Linked DNA regions of Mus musculus: all the other regions are linked to region 3. A link is a loop called in an ENCODE intact Hi-C map of the cell type or tissue named here. Cell type or tissue: heart. All regions are shown on one strand.

What was found. A loop is a pair of places that touch in the nucleus more often than their neighbours do. Peaks named below come from ENCODE experiments on the same cell type or tissue, not always from the same donor. Only the 100,000 strongest peaks of a DNase experiment are listed, where the experiment ranks them.
Region 1: a loop joins it to region 3, with 4 times the contacts of the local background. A loop is called at or near these places in 5 of 42 quality-filtered maps.
Region 2: it touches region 3 in a loop (7-fold over the local background); 19 of 42 quality-filtered maps call a loop at or near these places.

Annotation. Positions count from the first base shown.
Region 1 is chr13:104,607,066-104,615,065 of GRCm38, forward strand. No RefSeq gene overlaps it. Among named protein-coding and RNA genes, the nearest start is that of Cwc27, 210 kb to the right of the region's middle. In heart, no CTCF peak of the experiment used is centred here; DNase peaks (open chromatin) are centred at 3,346, 3,586 and 3,956; H3K27ac peaks cover 296 bases.
Region 2 is chr13:104,939,720-104,947,719 of GRCm38, forward strand. It overlaps Rgs7bp (regulator of G-protein signalling 7 binding protein), which reads right to left. Exons shown (of 6, transcript NM_029879.2): 6 at 7,434-8,000. Among named protein-coding and RNA genes, the nearest start is that of Gm41048, 29 kb to the left of the region's middle. In heart, a CTCF peak has its summit at 334; no DNase peak of the experiment used is centred here.
Region 3 is chr13:104,281,256-104,289,255 of GRCm38, forward strand. Adamts6 (a disintegrin-like and metallopeptidase (reprolysin type) with thrombospondin type 1 motif, 6) reads left to right here and starts at 6,580. Exons shown (of 25, transcript NM_001081020.2): 1 at 6,580-6,745. In heart, a CTCF peak has its summit at 3,826 (motif pointing right); DNase peaks (open chromatin) are centred at 4,786, 5,766 and 7,426; H3K4me3 peaks cover 3,880 bases; H3K27ac peaks cover 3,497 bases.

The sequences.
Region 1 (8,000 bases), 330 kb after region 3:
GAATTTATTTCAAATAAAACCCAGCATAAAGCAAGGGCTGGAGGAAGGTTCTCCACCCACCTCCCGTTCCAAATTCCACTCAGGTTTGGAACCGAGCTGAACAATTTTCATTTTGAAAGATGAAAAGGTGGAAGAAAGAATTCGGCCTCTTTTTTTTTCTTTTTTTCCCCCCCTAACAGTAGAGAAAGATAAGCATCTCTCTCCAAAGGTTCAAGGTCATGTTTACTCCTCTGGAATTCTCCTCGCCAGTTGTTTTTGCAGCACAATGCTACCCATGAGGCCTAACCCAAGAGAACCAGACATTCCCGACTGACTCAAATAATTCCGTCTTCTGACTGTAACCTTCTGGCACCTCCACGGTTTCCAGATTTGTTCCAGTTTTCATCACACCCTGGGATGCCGAGTGGCAGGATCAAGCACAAGATGCCTTCTTCACTGCCCGGCTGGTTGCCTGCCTACCACCAGGCTGCAGATACAGGGTGCAGAGCATCTAGAGTGAAACAAAAATTCCATTCAAGGATTTCGTTCTCGTCCACACATGAGAGGCAGAAATGGTTTTATGGTTTATTTTCGTGATGGGACATCTTAGAAAGCAACAAAAGGTGAATTCCTAATTGGCAATTATTGATTGTTGAGGAACTCATTTTTGCCTGATTAAGGGAGTCACTAAAAATCCCACACAAACCCGTCAAAAAGACTTCGTCTTGCCGTAGTCACTAGGGGAAAGGAAAATGACAATATGGATTGTTAAGCCATGTGACTTTCAACTACAGAGCAATTTGACTCTTTTTCTGAAGGCAAGTCATGTCTCTAGAAACCCCGAACAGTAACGCTAAATCCTTTCCACTTTTCTTAGGTGGATGCAGACATGATCGCAGCTGGGAGCTGGGATGTCTGTGTACACGTGATACAGCGTAGTTGTTTCTGTTCTCGGTCTACAAGAGACAAGAGATGACTTTCTGAGACTGGGGTGAACCCTTCCATACTGTGTCTGTCCCATGCAGGCCAGGCTCATTGCACTTAGGTACTCTGGGATAATTGCCCCCTTGCCAAACATACTCCTCTGAATTATTTCATAAAACCACTTGATAAATGGCTTTATCAAGGCCATTGTGTCTTGAAGAACTTAAATTAGTCCCAGCTGAGTTTCTCTTCAGTTAAAATAGATTTAAGTAAAATGTAAGCGTAAAGCTGTTTCCATTTTAACGGCTGAAGCACATTCTGGCACCAAGCGCACCACCTTCTTTAGACATTTATGACTTTTGTGTTTGTTGGAAGCGAACGAGACCTCAGGTGGCTGTATCTACTTCTTATATTTATGACTTTTGTGTTTGTTGGATGCAAACAAGTTCTCGATTTTCTATCTGTAAAATAAAACAAGAACAGCTGCTTCATAAGGCTCTCGGAGTGATTAAAAGAGCTAACGTACCCTGAGCACTGGGCACGCAGGGGCACGCAGGGGCACGCAGGGGGCACGCAGGGGCACGCAGGGGCACGCAGGGGGCACGCAGGGGCACGCAGGGGGCACGCAGGGGCACGCAGGGGGCACGCAGGGGCACGCAGGGGCACGCAGGGGATGCTTCTGAACTGTTTAATCCCTTCACCTCAGTGCAGATGCACACACGTGGTATGTGTGGCTGACTTAACTGTGTTAGTTTCTGTTTTCAAGTGACCATGCATTGTAAAACAATGAATTTTATCAGTAATTCAGAGGTGTGTGTGTGCGCGTGTGCGCGCACGCACTCTACCTACCTTTTAACCATTTACTTGGGGGTATGGCTTATTGGGAAAAGCACTGGTCTAATGTGCAAGATTTTATCCCAACACCACAAGATAAAGCCAAAGAACTAAATCTAGAGTTTTATCTTAGTTTCTCTGAGGTGCCCGGTCCTTTCCCATGCTTTCCCCACATGATTCTTTCTTGCTCAGCTGTGCACGTTTGTAGACTTCTTTCTTGTATTGCGTGCTCCTCCCCCACTGGCCATCCTGTTTCCTTTTCTAATAATCTCACCTTTCCTTTAAGGCTCCTTCGAAATGTCCTTTTATCTATGAAATCACCTTCAATTCCCTTAATGCAAAAATAATCTCTAGCTCACAGTCATTTTCGTGGCACTTAAAAAAATACAACTTTACATCTAAAATAGGGCCAATGAAGAAAAGCTGCAAAGGTTGCAGAGATGTCTCTCACGTACACCTTAGGCCAGTTCTCTAATGTTTACATCTCAGCATGGTAGATTTGTCCAAACTAAGAAGTGTTAGTTCAATCTAGAAGGGAGGGAGGAGTGGAGTGGGGTATTGTGTTGTTTTTAGAACGAGATAGTTCTCCGACAGAAGAACCACCAGAGAGCCGACCATTTAGATCCTACCACGGGTGGCAGCTATTTCCCCTGAGATTTCATCTTCCCTGAGTATCGATGGGTGGTTTATAGTTTCGAAGAGAAGGAAAGGACATTTTCTTAGGTGGTATAACCCCTGGCAGGGACCTCACTTTTGCACATGATCTTTAGCCAGCTAACCTAGGATAGAATAAGAAACCAGGGCTGGCGAGATGGCTCAGTGGGTAAGAGCACTGTCTGTTCTTCCAAAGGTCCAGAGTTCAAATCCCAGCAACCACATGGTGGCTCACAACCACCCGTAATGAGCTCTGACGCCCTCTTCTGGTTCGTCTGAAGTCAGCTACAGTGTACTTATGTACCATAATAAATAAATCTTTGAAAAAAAAAAAAGAATAAGAAACCAAATAAAATACAGTGCTGGAACAAGAAGAGGAGGAAGAGGAGGAAAGGGGAGGAGGAGGAGAAGAAGAAGAGGGGAGGAGGAGAGGGGAGGAGAAGAAAAGAAGCAGATAGAGGAGTATCTGGGAAGAGGGGATCAGCGGGAGGCTGAGGGGACGAATGTGCTCAGCACACAAGTCTCACAGTGAAAATGGCCATTCTTTAAAATTAAAGATTACCACCTAACTTTTGCACTTTTCATGTAAATTGTAACTGCCTGTGGACTCTAAGCTCCCTGAGGTCAGGCCTTGTGGTCCCAAGCTTACCTTCTCTGTAATATGTCCAAGAGTTTGCTTACTGTGGATCACAAAGTAGACACTTAAATAATGCTGCCGGTGAAGTGGGAGTGGGCGATGGCCTCAGCTGCCAACCTCCATCAAATCCCGTCTTATATTTTGCTTTTTTTTTTTAAATTACACTTATTAAAGCAGGACAAATGCATAGAAAAATATGACTATAAATAAACCCAACGAATTGTGGCAGAATGAAAATTACCACCCGGTTCCTCAAATAGAATGCTTCCTGCACTCCAGCAGCCCCCGGGAGTCCCGCCCAGTAACGACTGCCCATCATCTTGACTTCTTGTCCTGTCCTCACTTTCATTTTAATAACAGGACTCGGTTGTTGCGGTAATAGTTATAACGCAAACCACGTTTACACTATAATTATATCCAGACAAAGTGGCATGAATCTATTAAAATTTTAAAAAGTCACTGACTCAGGCAAGTGCACTGCAGTAGACATTCCAACAAGCAAACAATGCCCATTGTCCTCGTGGCTGACACAGCCTCTGCTTTGAGGCTGAGCTCGCGGTTGGGTGTACCCGCTTAGGACTGAGGGCATTTCCGGTCCTGACAACGGCAGGCCAGTGTAGGAAGCAGGACATAAACCATTTTCGTTTCTGTTCCCTTAGAAACACACGGAACAAAATAAAGTTTGCCAGATGGAAATATACAAAACCACTGAGGAAATAAATGTTATTTTTAAGTTTCTAAGAAGGTATCACACGTAACTGGGGTGGGGGTGTGGGTGGAAAGAATTCAAAAGCTGAGTGACCTTTACCGAGACAGCAGAGCAGGGTCAACTAGTGTCTAGGGGATGTGACTGAGGGGAGCTGACCTCATTGGACAGGATGAGAATGGAGTTGGCTTTCCTCCAACCCTGGGTGAGCTAGATGGCCAGAAGGAAAGCATCCTTCAGAAATGGGAACGGGGAAGAACCCTCATGGACCAAAAGAAGTGAGTGGGCGTGGAGATCTGGGGCTGGTAGGTTTGTTGCTGGTGGGTGTCAAAAGGCTGGGTCTTTTCTCTCAGACGCTGATGGAGGTCATGGTGAAAGTCAAGTGAACTAAGTAGGTGACAGCCACACTGCCAGGAAAGGGAGTTGCTCTGAAGAAACAGGGAGACTGCTAGTCGCCAAGTCTGGGAGAACCGCCATGATTGTCATCTTTAGGACCCTTATGTCACTGTTACGCTGGTGGGTCTCAGCTGGCTCAGGAACTGATGGCTTTGTTGTCGCAAACTTGCCAACTACTTTATAAATCTAGACAGAGTGTGGATTGTTGGTCAGTCTAGCCTTCCTCACAGATTAGTATTCAGAACGCTGGCTCTGCTGAAGACAAAGTTTGTGACATAGTATCTCTCATAAAGAGGAAGTCAACTGTTGCAAGACTTCCTGATGAAGTGTCAGTCCTAAACAACACCCCTGGACAGGGAGAACCATGAGCAGGGTCCCATGCCCTTTACTAACCAGGATAAAATAGCAACAGGGTGTCTAAGACTTGACAAAAGGCCTCCTGGGGACTGGATCAAAGAGGGCCTAATTCCGATACTCCTCAAACTATTCCACAAGATAGAATCAGAAGGTACTCTACCCAATTCATTCTATGAAGCCATAATTACTCTGATACCTAAATGACACAAAGACCCAACAAAGAAAGAGAACTTCAGACCAATTTCCCTTATGAATATCAATGCAAAAATACTCAATAAAGTTCTCGAAAACCGAATCCAAGAACACATCAAAATGATCATCCATCATGATCAAGTAGGTTTCATCCCAGGGATGTAGGGATGGTTCAATATACGGAAATCCATCAACATAATCCACTACATAAACAAACTCAAAGAAAAAAACCACATGATCATCTCCTTAGATGCTGAGAAAGCATTTGACAAAATCCAACACCCCTTCATGATAAAAGTCTTGGAAAGATCAGGAATTCAAGGCCCATACCTAAACATAATAAAAGCAATATGGAGCAAACCAGTAGCCAACATCAAAGTAAATGGAGAGAAACTTGAAGCAAACCCACTAAAATCAGGGACTAGACAAGGCTACCCACTCTCTCACTACCTATTCAATATAGTACTTGAAGTCCTAGCCAGAGCAATTAGACAACAAAAGGAGATTAAAGAAATACAAATTGGAAAGGAAGAAGTCAAAATATCACTATTTGCAGATGATATGATAGTATATATAAGTGACCCCAAAAATTCCACCAAAGAACTCCTAAACCTGATAAATAGCTTCAGTGAAGTAGCTGGATATAAAGTTAACTCAAACAAATCAATGGCCTTTCTCTACACAAAGCATAAACAGGCAGAGAAAGAAATTGGGGAAACAACACCCCTCACAATAGTCACAAATAATATAAAATACCTTGCAGTGACTCTAACTAAGGAAGTGAAAGATCTGTATGATAAGAACTTCAAGTCTCTGAACAAAGAAATCAAAGACATCTCAGAAGATGGAAAGATCTCCCATGCTCACGGATTGGCAGGAGTAGTATAGTAAAAATGGCTATCTTGCCAAAAGCAATCTACAGATTTGATGCAATCCCCATAAAAATTCCAACTCAATTCTTCACAGAGTTAGAAAGGTTAATTTGCAAATTCATCTGGTATAACAAAAAACCTAGGATAGCAAAATCTATTCCCAACAATAAAAGAACTTCTGGTGGAATCACCATGCCTGATCTCAAGCTGTACTACAGAGCAATTGTGATAAAAACTGCATGGTACTGGTACAGTGACAGTCAAGTAGATCAGTGGAATAGAATTGAAGACCCAGAAATGAACCCACACACCTATGATCACTTGATCTTTGACAAGGGAGCTAAAACCATCCAGTGGAAAAAAGACAGCATTTTTAACAAATGGTGCTGGCTCAATTGGTGGTTAGCATGTAGAAGAATGCGAATTGATCCATTCTTATCTCCTTGTACAAAGCTCGTCTAAGTGGATCAAGGACCTCCACATAAAACCAGATACACTGAAACTATAGAGGAGAAATTGGGGAAGAGCCTTGAAGATATGGGCACAGGGGAGAAATTCCTGAACAAAACAACAATGGCTTGTGCTGTAAGATCAAGAATCGACAAATGGGACCTCATAAAATTGCAAAGCTATTGTAAGGCAAAAGACAGCGTCAATAAGACAAAAAGGCCACCAACAGATTAGGAAAGAATCTTTACCAATTCTAAATTCAACAGGGGGGCTAATATCCAATATATATAACGAACTCAAGAAGGTGGACTCCAGAAAACCAAATAACCCTATTAAAAATGGGGTACAAAGCTAAACAAAGAATTCTCAACTGAGGAATAGCAAATGGCTGAGAAGCAACTAAAAAAATGTTCAACATCCTTAATCATCAGGGAAATGCAAATCAAAACAACCCTGAATTTCCTCCTCACACCAGTCAGAGTGGCTAAGATCAAAAACTCAGGTGACAGCAGATGCTGGTGAGGATGTGGAGAAAGAAACACTCCTCCATTGCTGCTGGGACTGCAAGCTGGCACAACCACTCTGGAAATCAGTTTGGGGGTTCCTCAGAAAATTAGGCATAGTACTACCAGAAGATCCAGCAATACCATTCCTGGGCATATATCCAGAAGATGCTCCAAATTGTAATAAGAACACATGCTCAACTATGTTCATAGCAGCCATATTTATAATAGCCAGAAGCTGAAAAGAACCCAGATGTCCCTCAACAGAGGAATGGATACAGAAAATTTGGTACATTTACACAATGGAGTACTACTCAGCTATTTTAAACAATGAATTTATGAAATTCTTAGACAAATGAATGGATCTGGATGATATCATCCTAAGTGAGGTAACCCAATCACAAAAGAACACACATGATATACATTCACTGATAAGTGAATATTAGCCCAGAAACTTAGAATACCCAAGATACAATCTGCAAAACACATGAAACTCAAGAAGTAGGAAGACCAAAGTGTGAATACTTCATTCTTCCTTAGAATGGAGAACAAAATATCCATGGAAGGAGTCACAGAGACAAAGTTTGGAGCAGAAACAGAAGGAAGGAGCATCCAGAGACTGCCCCACCTGGGGATCCATCTCATAAACAACCACCAAACCCAGACACTATTGCAGATGCCAAGAAGAGCTAGCTGACAGGAGTCTGATATAGTTGTCTCCTGTGAGGCTCTGCCAGTGTCTGACAAATACAGAAGTGGATGCTCACAGTCAACCACTAGACAGAGCACAGGGTCCCCAATGAAGGAGATAGAGAAAGTACCTAGGGAGCTGAAGGGGTTTGCAGCCCCCTAGGAGGAACAACAATATGAACTAACCAGTAACCCCAGAGCTCCCAGGGACTAAACCACCAAGAAAGAAAACACATGGAGGGACTAGCTGCATATTTAACAAAGGATGGCTTAGTCGGTCATCAATGGGAGGAGAGGCCCTTGGTCCTGTGAATGTTCTATGCCCCAGTATAGGGGAATGCCTGGGCCAGAAAGCAGGAATTGGTGGGTTGGGGAAGAGGGCAAGAGGGGAGGGAATAGGGGAGTTTCGGAGGGGAAACTAGGAAAGGGGATAACATTTGAAAGAATTGAAGGCAAGACAAAGGTTCTCTTAAAAAAAATTCACGTTTTTGCTAAAATTAAAACAACTTATAAAACGTCTATAGCTTGGCAATATTGAACTCCTGAAATTTTGTTGCATGGGGAAAGAAAATAGACCAGAACGGAGGCCATCAAAGAGAATGGATGCTAGAATGAAGAGAAGGGCTTTGGATGAGTATACAAAGTTCTCCCTTGGAAACGATTTTCTTTGAGATGCTCCAGCCAAACCCCAGGGCTTTGTGCCCACAGGCAAGGCGCTTCTCCTGAGATTTTCCTGGGCTCTGATATTTCACCTTAAAGACAAACAAACAAACAAACAAAACATGTTCTATCTAGTTTCACAATTA
Region 2 (8,000 bases), 660 kb after region 3:
AATAAGCTCCACTTATTTGCTAGATGAATATATTTGAGTTACTGTTTGATTAATTTCAGAACTTATTGTTATACAAAATGAAAATAGCCCTTACATAGGTGAGTGGCAGGATTAAATTACACGAGCTAAGATATTTTTCATGCTTTTAAAATATTTTGAATATGTGAACAATTTACTTACAGATATTCCTGTCACAATAATGAAATAGCAGAAAACAAAATTATATTTTCCGTTCTCTCATGATAAAGTTTCTTTCCTTTCAATATGTTTTTTAATTTAGCAGAATTAGAAATAGCTGCAAAGACAATGAAGCACAAAGCGCTGTATTGCCATCTTTCGGACGAACTAGGAACTGCACTTGTGTGCAGGTAAATAAAATGTCAAGTCCTAGAATGGTTGGTTATTTATCAAATGGTTGTATAATGGTAACTATCTATAGCTTCTGCTCCATAGAGTCTGAAGGCCTCACTACAAATCTATAGCAAGTGGAGGGAACTGAGTCTACAGTAACAAGTACTTCTCAAAGAGCTGTGCTTATAGAAGCGCTGGCTGCCGGAATGGTTTCTGTTAAATCTGGAAGGGACATTAGAAGTCGGTCCTTGCGGATGGCTTCCGGTCTGCTTCCCCAGAGGGGAATTCAGTCAGGGGATTTAGTAATGGGAAGAACAGTTGATTTAAGTTTAAGAAGCTGCGTGGAGAAGAGAGATAGTCATTCCTTGGCGAAAAGGAGAGCCCACCGACAGCCGGGTTGTACATAGAGCCGCGTGTCCTTACGCGAGTGAGTGAACATATGAACAGACACAGGAAACTTGTGTCAGAACTGGTTCTTGTCTGACCCTTGCTTCTGTTTCTGAAGTAGGAAGAGACTAGAGACTCAGTCCTAGTTGTTTCCCTCATATTCTCCTGGGAATCTGAGTGCTTGCCTTCCCCACTTCACACTGCACCCTGCCGTGTGTGGGCAGGACCACTCGGAAGACTGGAATTGGAGGAAAACTTAGAAAAATCTGCCCACATTCCTCAGGCTGCATAAGTTGTACCTACAGAGGGGTCTGAGCAGCTGTTTTGCTGATGGATTTGAGTAACATAATGTGCACTGAGCTGGGAGTGGGTGCGCGTGCGCTGGGGAGAAGAGATGACAGGGTGGAGGCAAAGGTCAAGAGTTGAGCTTTCTAACATCATCTTTTGCAGGAAAGTCAAAGGCACTGAGAGCGCGACAAAGGTCCTTTGCCCAGCCAAACTTTAGTCAGGCTTCTGAACTTTCTTCTAACACATCGGTACACACACTCCCTTACCAACATCCAGCCATCCCCCAAACCTTCTGACGTTCTTTTTTTTTTTAATTTTCTGAGCATCAATTATTATTATTATTTATTTTTTATTAGGTATTTTCCTCATTTACATTTCCCAATGCTATCCCAAAAGTCCCCCATACCCACCCCCCCTCCTCTACCCACCCTCTCCCCCTTTTTGGCCCTGGTGTTCCCCTGTACTGGGGCATATAAAGTTTGCAAGTCCAATGGGCCTCTTTTTCCAGTGATGGCCAACTAGGCCATCTTTTGATACATATGCAGCTAGAGACAAGAGCTCCGGGGTACTGGTTAGTTCATATTGTTGTTCCACCTATAGGGTTGCAGTTCCCTTTAGCTCCTTGGGTACTTTCTCTAGCTCCTCCATTGGGGGCGCTGTGATCCATCCAATAGCTGACTGTGAGCATCCACTTCTGTGTTTGCTAGGCCCCGGCATAGTCTCACAAGAGACAGCTATATCTGGGTCCTTTCAGCAAAATCTTGCTAGTGTATGCAATGGTGTCAGCGTTTGGAAGCTGATTATGGGATGGATCCCTGGATATGGCAATCACAAGATAATACATCACTTTCAATAGCTGATCAAATCCACCATTCTTGGATGTCTGATCATATTGGCCTGTCTCTAGCAAGAGTCTCAGTAGGTTCAATTAAACAGAATTTTCCCCAGCCCTGATGGTGACTGTTAGTAATTTTCTGTCTACTGACGACTCTTTTCCCCAGCCCCTCCTTCCCATGAGATGAAAACCTGCCCTTGTATAAGGAACCGAGTCCAATCTCCTATTCCCATGCAAAGTCCTATTGTAGAGGCTCCTATTCTCACCTATAGGTTCTGAATAAGGCTGACCTTACTATGTTTTAGCAAATATCATTGAACTTTTTTTTTTCTCTAGCAAACTTGGAGGTTATGGCTGACATTATCCCTAACTTTCCTCTTCTTCCCAGGTCTCCCAGTCCTTCCTTTAGGGTTACCTCCCGCCAAGACACACATACTGCCCCTCAGGAAAAAGGTTCTTTGGCCCAGCTCTTGTCCTCAGACTCTGCTCGCTTAGGCTGGCTGAGCATCAGGGGAGAGTCACTTCCTGCGCTGGTCTTGAGTGCCCTACAGTGGTAGAAGGGCCTGGTTGTCAGTAGGGTCCAAGTGTAACTCTTTGGAACCTGTTGGTTTGGGAGCTTATCATCAAAACTAAATTTACCTCTAAGATATGGCTGTGGAAGGGAACGTGCATTCTTCTTATTCATATAACTTAGGCCCTATGATTAGAAACACCTCCTGGTCTGGCTAATGAAGAGCGTCCCTGCCACCTGAAGAAAGCCTCTAAATAGTTTGAGAGATAGCTTTAGAAAAATCTGGTGCCGTGGTAGCAGATCCCTTTAAGGTAAACTCAATTTTATCTCAAAACGAATGCCTTTCAGATGTAGAAGCTGCTAATGGGTCCTACTGCGTGCTCCAGCAGTCAGCTCAGGCCCCTTTTAGATGTTGCACTAAGTGGTTGAACCGTGGCTTGGCTTAGATCTACTGTAGACAAGAGGCTTCTTAAAGTCTTTAACCACATTCTTTGTCAAACCCACTAAAACATAATTGTCAAACATTAGTAAGTTTCTGTTGGCAGTGTGAGGTGGGACGACCATTGTCCATGGGTATGGAAATGATAGTACTGATTTTTTAAGTGGAATATTGATTTTAAAGGGTGTGAGGGTAACTCTGTGGTCTGGTCGGCTTATATATGGATCTACTGTGTTCCCGAGTTCGTATACTCGGATGCATCTTAGGATTGTGCTAGGTTGATTGGGATAATTTCATTCCCTAATCCCCTCTCTTCAAGCCCATAGCACCCTTCAGCTGGTACTAGGTTCCTTATTTTATTGAGAAAACTGGGTGAATTGCCTCACCTTCTCGCCAGTGCTTTGAGCAGACTCCCTGTAGTTTGTACCCACACTACCCACCCTTGCACCTCCTGTCTAGTCCTGTTAGTGACTCCCAGACCTGGCGATACAGATTAAAGAACACTAGCTAAGCATCATGGCTCACATTTACAATCCCAGCCTTTGAGAGGGTGAAGCAGGAGAGTTGCTGTGAATTTGAGCCTAGCTTGGCTACCTAGTGTGTTTCAGAGCAGCCTGAGCAATAGAATAAGACCCTGCTAAAAATGAGCAATGAATCAATCAATCAAGCATAAAAAACAAACCCAAACCATAAAAAAGCCAAAACGTAATAACTCGAGGTCTAAATTCACCCTCATTGATTTTATTTTAATGATTCTTATGTGGGACATGTTTATACCCCATCCTTTTCATTAAAAAAATAAATCTGTATAAATTATTCCATCTATCCTGTCCCACCCACCACCCCAAGCCCTGCACTAAACCAAGGCTTTCTCTTCATGCTGGGCAGGTACCACCGAGCTCCATCCCCAGTTTCTCGGGACTTCTCTGTAATTTCTTCAGTGATGCCTCCTCTTGTTATTAAGCCGGTCCTTTCGGGACCCAAATTGGCTGCACTGTTTTTCTTCTTTCCCTCCTCCTCTATCTTTCCCTGAAGCTGCTCCTCTCCCATTAAACCTGCAGCTAAGTACTTGTACATAACTCCCACGATGGACATAAATATTCACATATATCAGGAGAGACAGACCTGGAGGATCGTTTGAGATGGCGGATGGTGATCATGGTGTTCACGTGGGCAGGGTAGTCTGGAAGGGTTAAAAGTGGATAAATGGAAACCTGCCATCACAAGCCCTTGCTCAGTTCTACCCAGGAGCCTGTATCAGATCCCTAACTCCTCCATGGAAAGAGAGGCTACATGGTCTCCACAAGACTTATAAAGTTTATACAGCAGTGACCTCCATCCCCTGAGTCCTTTCCCAAAGAGTCATGTAGCCATTTATTCTGGAAACCATAAAATAGGAAAAGGGGAATTTCTACATCTTCCAGCGGCCCCGGGGACAGAATCTGAGCAGACACTGCTGTTCTGATATTGTTCTTCTGTGCAACAGGGTTTGGAAGCAGACTTAACTCATGGTGTGCCAACTGCTTTTATGGGACTTCTTTCTCCAATTCTCAAACCTATCAGTGGAATGGATGTACTTAGCAGTCGGCAGCAGCAGCACTTTGGCTCTTAGCCTGGAGAGGTAATGTATTTGGGGGGAAAAAAAGACCGAGTAAATATTCCAGTAACCATTAACCTTCTATTCTCAGCGAGATCAAATCATTGCTAAGTAAGGGTGATGGTGGAGATACAGGGTTCCTTTGGTGGATCCTAGCAGGGGCAGCAGATACATTGTTGCCAGCAACCCCAGTGGGAACTGCTGTGCCAGTGTGTTCTCTCTACAACAGCTTAAAACAGTCTTAGTTATGTATATTGTGAGGATCTAACCCAGTTACCCAATCTTTCCCTCTTGTGGGGAAATAAATACCCTCCGCCAGGGTGACTCTGAGTTGTTCCAACTTAATAGCTGAGGCTAACTATGACACTCAGTACCTTGTTAAGCTGCAGACCTTTGTTTTAAAAACAGTAGACACAAGTCCTCCCCTGCTCTCTCTAGCCTCCAACAGCGTCATTCAATGTTTTATTTATTTTTCTAATAATAGAACTTTGGTTCTAAGCAGATAATTATATTCTTATGTGGCAGAACTTCCAGTGATTTCGGAATTACCCATTCCTTATTCCGAGGAAACGGAATGCTTAATAAGCAGGTTTTTCCCTTTAGAAGTTCACTTTATTAATAATGTCTTAAGACAGAGTGACTTGACTGACTGATGTTCATAGGAAATAGAATGGAGGTAAGTGGTCTAAGCCTGTTAAGAAACTTCTGTGGCCGAGCCTGGAGACTTGGACTTCTACTGCTAGTTGCTTGGGAGGTTGAGGCAGTAAGTCTACCACTTCAAGGTCAACTTGGATAACTTAGTGAAGGCTCTGACTTAGGAAGAAGCATAAAGAATGCTGGAGATGTAGCTCAGTGGTAGAGCACTCGGCTGGTGAAGCCTAGTACTGCAAAGAAACTAAAGAAAAGATGGGACAAACAAACTTCTGAGACCCTGAAATGGTCGATTCTCTGAATCTAGGTGCGTGCTTGGCTGCACACTCTTTCCAGTAGGCACGAAAGAGAAGAGATTCATGCCGACAATGTGAAGGGCATCATTTGGGAGTTGCATGCTCCCACTTCTGTAGAAAGTGATGGGCTCTTGTTGCATCCTGTTGGCAGACATTCAGCTTTGGAGCTGTGGTAATACTCATGACTGCCCGGGAAAGGCAGCCTTTCCATAACTCTCAGAAATTTGGGGTTCTGTTACTAAGGGAAAGAGGGGACAGAGATGGGAACAACAACCAAAGTGCTGTTATTGGTGGCAACATATTGAGATTTAAACAAGGCTGCATAGCCTTCTAGAGAACCCAATGCTGCTTTTTGAAAAGCTTTGTGGTGTCAATCCATGGTTGGAATTTGTAGACCCTTCTTTAGGTGTGTGGGCGCTCCCAGGACTATGTGTGCGCATTCAAGCACATACTTGTACTCTTTTATTAGAAATTAAAACTATCTAATGCTCTGCCCTCGTGTCTTCTTGCAGTTGACAGATAAGCTGGGTTTAGAGGTTGCTACTAGTGACAGTTTCTAAAGCACCTATAATCTTTCCTCTGTTGACTTCACAGCATGTCTTTTTTCTCTCATCTTTTCCTCCCTCCCTCCCTCCCTCCCTCCCTCCCTCCCTCCCTCCCTCCTCCCCCCCCATCTTGCCTCACAGGTTCCACCCCCACTTCTGCTCTATCTTCCGTTGCCCTGGCATGCCCTCTCTATTTCCCACGGCTCCTATTTTGACAAGGAGTAAGCCAAACAAGGGTGGGGAGAGAGAGGAAGGATGAGTGATGACTTACAATGACTCCTTTATGTATTTTTAAATTTTTATTATTAGTTTTTATTACACAAGTAATACATGTTCATTGTAGAAAAATTAGAAAACACAGAAAAGCAAAAAGCAAAATAATCGCCCCTAGTCCCACTACCCATGGGTAACTGCTGTTCACATTGGAGTGTATGGCCTTCTAGCTCTTTGTGCATATATATATACATAGATATATTTATATGTGATTTTCTTTTTTTTTACAAATATTATATCATACTATACATACTGTTTAATAACATTTTTTCCATTTAATATATGTCATCAACATCATTGTTTATTCCCTGAAAAAATTATACAGATACTACATGCTCATTGTGAAAAAGTCAGAAATCACAGATATGCAAAAAGAAAATATGATTGCTCCAAATCTCACCTCCCAGAGAGAAATGCTGTTGCCCTGTAGGTGAACACCCATTCAGACCCTTCAATGCATACATGTGTAGGTATGTTGGTAAGAGGGTGGCTCTCGAGAAACTCTCTTATGACCTCCTCTTTTCTATTTAACAACATAAATCAAACATTTCAATAAATACACATGGTATGCATTCTCACTTGGTGCACAATATCCATTGAAAGGATATACCACATCTAGACATATAATGTAGGCATATTTACAAAATGTCCTTTCTTGCATGACTTTTAAAACAATGAATAAATGCATCTTAGCTCATGTTTTTGCTTAACATTAAATAATATAATTACATGTATTGTATGTGCATGTGTGTGCATGTGTGTGTGTGTGTGTGTATACAGACACATATGTCACAGAGTGCATGTGGAGATTAGAGGCCAACTCATAGGAAGAAACAGTTCCCTCCTACCATGTGAGTCCAGGGGGTTCTAACTTGCTTGGCAGTAAGGGTCTTCTCATGCTGAGCCATCTTGCTGGCCTATTGCTGAGCTTTTAGGAAGAGAATTTCTTTAATGTGAAGTTACTAGGTATGTATGAAAAACACATAGTGCCAAGATATTTCCCAGAAAGATCAGATCAATTTATACTCCTGTTGACTATAAGAGAATGTTTATATTTCAAACTTCCTCAAGGTTCCCAGAAGCTTATATATGCACATGTCTGTCTGAGTTGTTTGTATCTGAACTTTTGGCCACTAGTCTATTCAAATATGTTCAATGCTATCTGTGGATTACCTTAGTGTACAGTGCATTATTACCTTGAATCCTGATCTCAAACGGGAAAGTTTGATATTTTTCTCCCTCTGAATCACAAAATATTATTTATGGCATCCACTCATCATCTACTCATTCGATAACCGTGTTTTCAGTATTTGGTTTGTATATGGCACTATCTTAGGAGCCGAGAAAAAAATGTTAAGCAAAATGTATGTTTCCTTTTATACTTTCAATTTAGTGGGACAGACAGATGATCACACAAGCAGTAATGGGGAAAGCACAGGTCTTGTAAATCATAGAGACTTCCCAAAGTGCTGAGGTCCTTCACGTAGTAGAGGCCTAATCTCTTTCTTGCATGCATTGTAAATATTACTTTCTTTTCATTTGGTTTATTGTTTACTTTACTGTATAGGAGTTTTACATTCTTTTTAAAGACTGGTATCAGCCCATCCATCTTTTCTTTTTCACTCCTGCCTTTGGTTTTACGCTTAGGAAAGGCTTTGATTCCCCACAATAAGACACTATCTTCACCAATCGGGATGACAAGTATTCTTCATTTTTGTCATTCATTCTCATGTTTTAAAATTTAAATACTTATTTTATCTAGAATTTATTTTGATTAAACTATAGACCTAAGATTGCACCCAGGAGAGGTTAATTAGTTATCCCTAC
Region 3 (8,000 bases):
GTTATAGTTGTCTTTGTTTAGAGATTGTTCCTCTGTTGATTTTGTTGCCCTCTATCAGCAGACGTGGGAGACTAGCTCTCTCCTCTGAGTTTCAGTGGTCAGAGCAGTCTCTGCAGGCAAGCTCTCCTCTTTCAGGGAAGGTGCACAGTTATCTGGTGTTTGGACCACCTCCTGGCTGAAGATGAAGGCCCAAAACAGGATCTTTCCCAGAAGCTGTGTTGCTTTGGCCAGGAAGGTGGCCGGTTGTCTGGAACGGAAGGTGGGGCCGCCTCAGAAGCTCTCTGGCTCTCCCCTGTCCCAGAAATGGCTGGCCTCTGTATTCCACACCTTCACCCGTGCAGCCTGCCCTCCGCGGAGTCCTGGAGCCAAGGAGGCTCCCGCCGCCGGGGCCTGAGGCACAAACCTCTAGGGCTGGCAGATCCCTGTGCACTCACCAGGAAGGTGGCCGGTTGTCTGGAGCCGAAGATGGCGCCGCCTCTCCAGCTTGTTTCTTGAACCATTAAGTTCTATTAAATTATATGAGGATGGTCAGGTGCTGGACCACACCTGTAATCGCCTAATTTGGGAGGTAGGGAGAGGAGGTTCAGGAGTTTAAGACCAGTCTGAGTACATAGCAAATTCATGATTTTCCTGGGCTACACAATAGTCTGTCAGTAAAAAACCAAACAATTCTCTAAAACAAAACTCAATAAAACAGAAACAAAGAATAATTCTCACCATAACAAACAATAGCAGTAGCAAAAAGTACATCAAGCCTGAGCCAGGCTCAGAGATGGAACAGCAGTTGTATATGTTGGAGTCTTTAGAGTCAGTCTGTAGTCTCTTGTCCCACATCTTACCAAACTGTAGGAGGTTCCTAGTTCTCCATATCCTTGGTATCACAAAGCTTTAACACATTTCTTCTTTATGAAAAGAAAAGAGGGGCTGGTGAGATGGCTTAGTGGGTAAGAGCACCCGACTGCTCTTCTGAAGGTCCAGAGTTCAAATCCCAGCAACCACATGGTGGCTCACAACCATCCGTAACGAGATCTGACTCCCTCTTCTGGAGTGTCTGAAGACAGCTACAATGTACTTACATATAATAAATAAATAAATCTTTAAAAAAAAAAAAGAAAAGAATTACTATTTCTGTGTTTTCTGTTGAGATTAAGCACTTTATTATAACCTATTGTTTGTTAGCTCATTTTTTTCTTGTAACCTGTCAGTTCATACCATTTTTTTTAAATCTTTTTTTTTTTTTTGTCTATGAGAGACTTGTAAGAAAATTCTTTAAAATTTTTTGATTTATAGTATGCTTTATTGATAACATTGTCTATTCTTGTCCTGGATTTTGCCTTATGTTTCTTATTTTTAATGTTTTCTTAAATTTCATTTAATAAAGTTAAAGATTGTTTAATAAAGTTTTAGTATATGTGCTGCCGAAGCGAGCACTGTTTAATAAAGTTGTGCTGTTCAGAAACTATATGGAATTGGGGTTGGGTAGGTGACTCAGGGATTGAAAGGTTTGTCAAGAATTAAGACCCATGTTCAGATTGCAAGAAACCATCTTAAGATGGATGTATGTAGTCGTCCATATCTCTAACCAGCATATTTAAGGCAAGATGGGAGGAAGAGATAGGAGAATCCCTGGAAGCTTGCTTGCTAGCCTGGTGAATACAGTAGAGAAAAGATACTGCCTCAAGGAAGGTGGAAGGAAAGTTACAGTACCAGAGGTTGTCCTCTAGCCTCTACATGTGTAATATAGCATGCCTATGTCTACTCACACACACATTTTAAAAACAGAAAGTATAGAGTTGGTTTTTAATTTTAATTAATTTATTTTTAGGCAGGGTCTCTAGCCTAGGCTTGCCACAGACTCACTGTATTACCCAGGCTGACTTTGCACTCCTGATCTTCCTGCCTCTGCTTTCCAAGTGCTGCTATTATAGACATGTACCACCACACCTGCTTCATGTATGTTGGGGATTTATCCATGTCACCAACTATATCATGTTCTCCAGCTTTTATTTTATTTTTTGAGACAGTGTTGCTCTATGTTGTCCAGGCATTCTTCCAATTTATGGCAATATTTCTGCTCTATTCTCCTGACTACTAGGTTTGTAGGTATGAATCAACAAGCTGGATTTCAAATTGAATTTTAAAATATTGAATTTTGCTTTAATGTCTCAGAGGAAGAATTAATAATATGTTATCTTGATAATCCCCCTCTTCAATTTTACAAGCATAGCATCAGAGTTTTTATTTTTTATTTTTTTATTTTTTTTCGAGACAGGGTTTCTCTGTGTAGCCGAACTCAGAAATCTGCCTGCCTCTGTCTCCCGAGTGCTGGGATTAAAGGAGTGCGCCATCACGCCCGCTTGTATCAGAGTTTTTAATCACATTTGCTGAATATACCTACAGTTTAATTTTATGAAATACCTTATCCTTTAGCCTAAAATTTTAATTTTAACTTATATATATTAAGAAATTTAAAGTATCTCTCAGACTTTTGTCTCTTTACTCCTTTTTAAAAAATACATATATACATATACTTATACTTATACTTATATCCCCCCCCCCTCTTTTAGTGATAGGATCAAACTTACATGCTAGATAAGTGCTCCACCTCTGAGCCATTTGCCAGCCCCCTTATGTAATTTCTATTATTCTCCCATTGGTTTCCTGAATGTGTTTTGTTCACTTAAGTTTATTATATTTTTAAAGACCACTTGAAAAGTTTTATTTTTTGAGAGTGTAGCTAGAGGATCTTTTAATGAAATGAAGAAAGAAAGAAAAGGCTGGAAGGAAAACTTTTGAAAGAAATACTGGTTATTATAATATTTTTTTGAAGAATTTCTACTGTAACTGAAATTCATTCAAAATTGATTTTCCCCTTTCTTTTAGTGTTCAGGATTCAATCCACTGCTTCATACATGTTGGTTTAGTGTCCTACTAATGAGTCACATCTCCAGCCCTCATTCATTGCGATTAAAACAGTAGGAAGTAGTTGTTGTAAAATATTTACATGCTAACAGAAGTGCGGAATATTAATACTGCAGTAGCAAGGGGCTGGGGAGCTGGCTCGTAGCTAAGTGCACATCCTTCTCTTGCAGAGAAGCTGAGTTTGGACCCCAGCACTCATCTGAGAAGCTCACAGCCACCTGCATCTGCAGTTCCAGGGCGTCCCAACAGGTTGGCCTCTTTGAGGACTTGCACTCAAGTATATATATCCATGTGCAGACACGTGATTAAAAGTAAATCTTTTTTAAAAGATGACAAGACATTAGAACAGGAACGAGAAATGAGGTAGGACCTACACATTAAAGAGATTTCGGGGCATGAGGGTTGAAGAAACTGTGGCCAAAATATGCAAAGTTTCAGTTAGAATTAATAAGTTCAAGAGACCTGGTTATAATAATAATAATGTATTATATACTTGAAAATTCCTAAGTGAATAGTTTGTAGTGTTTTAGCAATAAAGAAACTTAAGTATGTACATTAATACATAAATATCTTGATTTGCCTTTTAAATTTTGTTATTTTTGCTGTCCTGAGGAACAAATCCAGAGCTTTATATATTAGGCAAACATTCTATCACAGAACCAAACCTTAACCTTAAGTGGCTCTTTTTAGCCATTCCACCATGTATATATGGCTGTCGGTTTACATACTATAAATATGTATCATTTATTACTTAAAAATATAAATAATAAAAAGGGAAACATTTACATCATAAAATGCTTTTGGATAGAACATAGCACCGAGGACTTGACTTTTTTTTGTATAACTACTGTTACTTTCAGCATTTGGTAGAGGCAAGGAAAATTAGAAAAGTTTCATTACTCTGTTTAGACACAGGATGGCACTCTTTGAATAAGTAATTAGCCAAAGTCTACTTCTCCCTGAAAAAACCGTGCTTTAGGATGCAGCTACTTCCTAGGGCCAATTAACAGAGAAAAAAGCTTTTCTCCTAGGTCATCTAGGTGCTTGGTGGCGACCCCTTTACTTAGCTTTTCTGTGCTGGCTATATCCTTCTTCAGCCAGTGTTTGTAACATTAAAGAAAGTTGAGTCTCATCTACTTAATGGATGATTTTATGCAAAGACAGCTAGGTAGCTCTGTGCCACATTTATTTTTTTGGTGTTTACTAGTGTGTTATGAGGTCTAGCAATCTCTATTACACACACACACACCTCAATGAATCTTTATTTAAAACTGTCAGTACCAACCACAGAACACATTTCCACTTTTGCTATGCACTGAGCCAGATAGTGAAGATCAAGGTCAAGATGAGAGCTACTAGCCCCTGGACCAATGTTATGGCCTTCCAACCCTTTAAGAATCATTGAAGTAATTGTATCCTTCCAGGTTCCCACCTATGCCTTTTTAAGCCATTCAAGGTTTTCCAGAACGGAAGGGAAAAAATATCAAATGGACAACAACGTTAACAGAAGTTAGAAATTTAAGAACTGGTATTTAGAACGTGCCTCCTCCTTATTTACATCCCTCAGGTCCAATTTCATTTTCTGGTTCTGACCATAGGAAATTGACTGGGTGTTAATTAAAGACTGGAATTTCAAGGCTCAATTTCCCCTCCCCCAACCTTGGCAACCCTTAAACAATTCCCAACCCCGCACTCCACAATACAGACAGATAAATGATGCGGCAGATTACACAGCTGAAAGGCAATATTTGTCCTGAGCTATTTTCGATTTTCTTCCTGTTTCCGATACTTTCGCCAGACATTGTTTGCTTGCTTAGGACTTGGAAAGTGCAGTGGGCATATTTTTTCTCTATGGTTTAATGCCAGGGGCTTTTTCCTGGTAAATGAAAGTGAAAGTGCTATGTCGGGGTGGTATTTTATCTTTAAAGGCTGAACTGGCAGCTGATGTGGAGGGGGAGGTGGGATTGGAAAGCAAGAAGAACCGGTTCTAAATGTTTTGTTTGTTTATCTTGAGATCTCAGCAGGGCTCCCGTGTTGTCGCTGCGGCCCCCACCCCCAACCTTTTTAGGGGGCTGACTTAGGCTTTATTTTCTTTTGAGCAATCATTGAAGTTTCTTTCAATCTACTACAAACAAGCAAAAACAAACAAACAAACAAACAAACAAAAACAACTAAAACACCCCCCCCCCCCGCCCCCTCACTTGTGGCTTTCCCTGGTGCAGTTTAAAACACCATCTAGTCTCTCATCTGGAAATAATGCAATACTCCCCACCCCCTTTTCCTTTTATAGGTCCACATAACCTGAAGTCGATAATCACATGGAAAATGTGCAGGTCTCAATTTCGTTTCCTTTTTATTCTTTTGGTGGTATTTTCACTTGTTGAAGTATATATTCAACACACAGGCGTTTTGTTCATGTCTTTAAGTCTTGAAATTTTGCTCTACTGATCTGACTCCTTACATGACAAAATTTATGAATAACTTTTAAATATTTACTGCAGAAATTAAAATAAAACAAACAAACAAAAGTCAGAGAATGACACCAAAAATTCTAACAGTGACATTAGTCTACCCACCCCATCCCCCACCCCCTACCCCGTGCCTTTCCTTTTTCCAAGAAACTGTAAATAACAAACCAGACAAGACTCCGCAAGAGGTTAGAGGAGGAGGAAATAGGCGGGGTGGGTTAGGGGAGAGAGGTTAGAGGGCCGGAGTTTCTCTCATTCACAGGGTGGAAAAGTTGACATTGTCTAAGCCCTTCTGAATGGCTGGTGGTTGGATACCCCGATTGTACCTCTACTTCCCCTCCCCCTCCACGTGACGACCCAGGACACATGCGCACCCGACGCAGCCGAGGCACATCTGCAGACTGACGTCAGTTTGTTCTGCCTCTGAGGAAAGCTGCCAAAATTTTCTTCTGCTGCAATTGAAGTTGGCTTGGGGCCGGCAGTGAGCTCGAGGGCTACTTCAACAAAACTTTTCCTGCCCTTCCTGCTCCTCTTGTCTTCTCTCTCCTGATACCTTTTGATGCTCTGCACATGTTATTTGCATAGCAAAGGCACTAAGCTGTCCAGGAAGAGAGGGCACCACTTCCACCCCTAATAAGCCTTTCCCCTCCTCTTTCTTTTTTCCTTTTTTTTTTTTTTTGAGGGGGGGTGGGTGGGGGGAGGGAGGGAGTTGGGGGTTGCAAAGCACTTCTCAGGTTGATAGCCTTGGATGTATTGAACGGATTTTTTTCTTTTCTTTTCTTTTTTTCTTTTCTTTTCTTTTTTTTTTTTTTTAACTGCCAAATCGGAAAGTCTGTTCTTTAAAACTCCAGTTAGCGAGACTATAGGGTTTTATTCTGGCTGCAGAATAACTGGCTGGTGTGGCTTTGCAAGGGGGGGCGGGCAGGCAAAAAGAAAAGACAGAAAAGAATACGTGAGTCGTCCAGTGCAATCTCTATTGTTTGAAATTTACTTTTTATCAGAATTTGAAGATGAAAACGGTAAGGAAGACTTCACAATATTCAATGAAACCTTAAAAAAAAAAACCCAACAACTTGTGCTTTGCTTATCTTCCGAAAAACGCTTAGATATTCTCTCTCTGTCTCTCTCTCCCTCTCCCTCTCCCTCTCTCCCCTTCTCTCCCTCTCTCTCTCTCCCTCCCCCTCTTCTCTCTCTCTCTCTCTCTCTCTCTCTCTCTCTCTCTCTCACTCTCTGTGTTGTGTCTGCGCGCGCGTGCGTGCTTTATGGCAAGAAGTGAGTTTCACTAAACTCACATTACAGATAGAAATCTTTTAAACTCTAGTCTACTCGTGGATGTAAAATTCCGGGGCTTACAGGTATTTTATAATGTGAAAATACGCGCTTATTGTATGAATTTGCATGTTGTGCGAAGTGGACTTGATTATGATCATCGTGGACTTTTAACTAATCACCAGATAGCGTGGAGAAGGTAATGATGATGTGTGTTTTTAATCGATTTCCAGACTTATGAAATTGCCTTCTGAGAATCCGTTTCATGTCAGTGTCTTTAGTATTCAGACAAGTGCATATTTCATGCCTGTGCTCTCAGGGTAGCAGTAGTGTGCTGGCTGAGCACCGATGCTCTAGGATATGTTAAGCTCTTAATAGGCTAATCAAAGAGATGAAAGCGTGTGGTTTTGATTTACTTTTGCCCACTTGGGCCATGCTAGACTCATAACTCTCTGGAGCCTTGTTTATCAGAGTATGTCTGTATATATGGTATATAAGACTGAAGTTCAGTGACTGGGGAGAGAGAACAAGAGTGCTGAAGGGAGTATTGGAAAATCTTTCTGATAATATATGCTATAATTCATGTTTTTGATAAGCTGTCCACTTGTATTAGGGGCAAAGAGAGCAAGCCAGAGTAAGAAAGCACACTGAGAGGGAACAAGAGAGTAAGTTTCTTACTCTTGTTTTTATTTGAGCTGCTGGTGCAACGCGTTTGGGCCAAATGCCAACTGTCTGGGTCACACGCGTTTTATCCAAATAGATTTAGCGCTGCTGTCTGGAAATGGGCTGCTGAATGTTAACTTTAGGATCAACTCAACCAGGGCAGCTCAGACTGTTACCCTCTGTCTGGATGAGGTGGAATGGGAAGGGGGGTTGTGTGTGGGAGGGTGTGCAGAGAAGAGGGGAGAAAAGGGAAACCAAACCATTGCTTGGAACTTTAAAAAAATACACTGAATATAATTTTCAATTTACTCTCTTGTGTTCAGAATTTTTGTACTATTTTTTCTTTCTTTTTCATTTCTTTTCTTAAGATTATTTTGATTAGACTGAACTATTTAGTGGTGAATTTGGAGCCCTTAAAATTCATGACAGGGAAAGAAAGGCAATGTAAAACTTAAAGGCGTCTTAGAAAATTAATTTTGAAGATGATTATTTTCCCCAAAGCAGCAGTGCAGCCTTGTTTATATTAACCTGATGCTTACATGTGAATAGTAGTGATGTTTTTGGAGTGTGCTACATTAAAGCAAATCATTCATTTATCACAACTGGCAGCAAATTTTTCTGTGTAGTTATATTAATATTTTTTGTTATTCCTCAGAGTAAATCTTCCAATCATTTAAG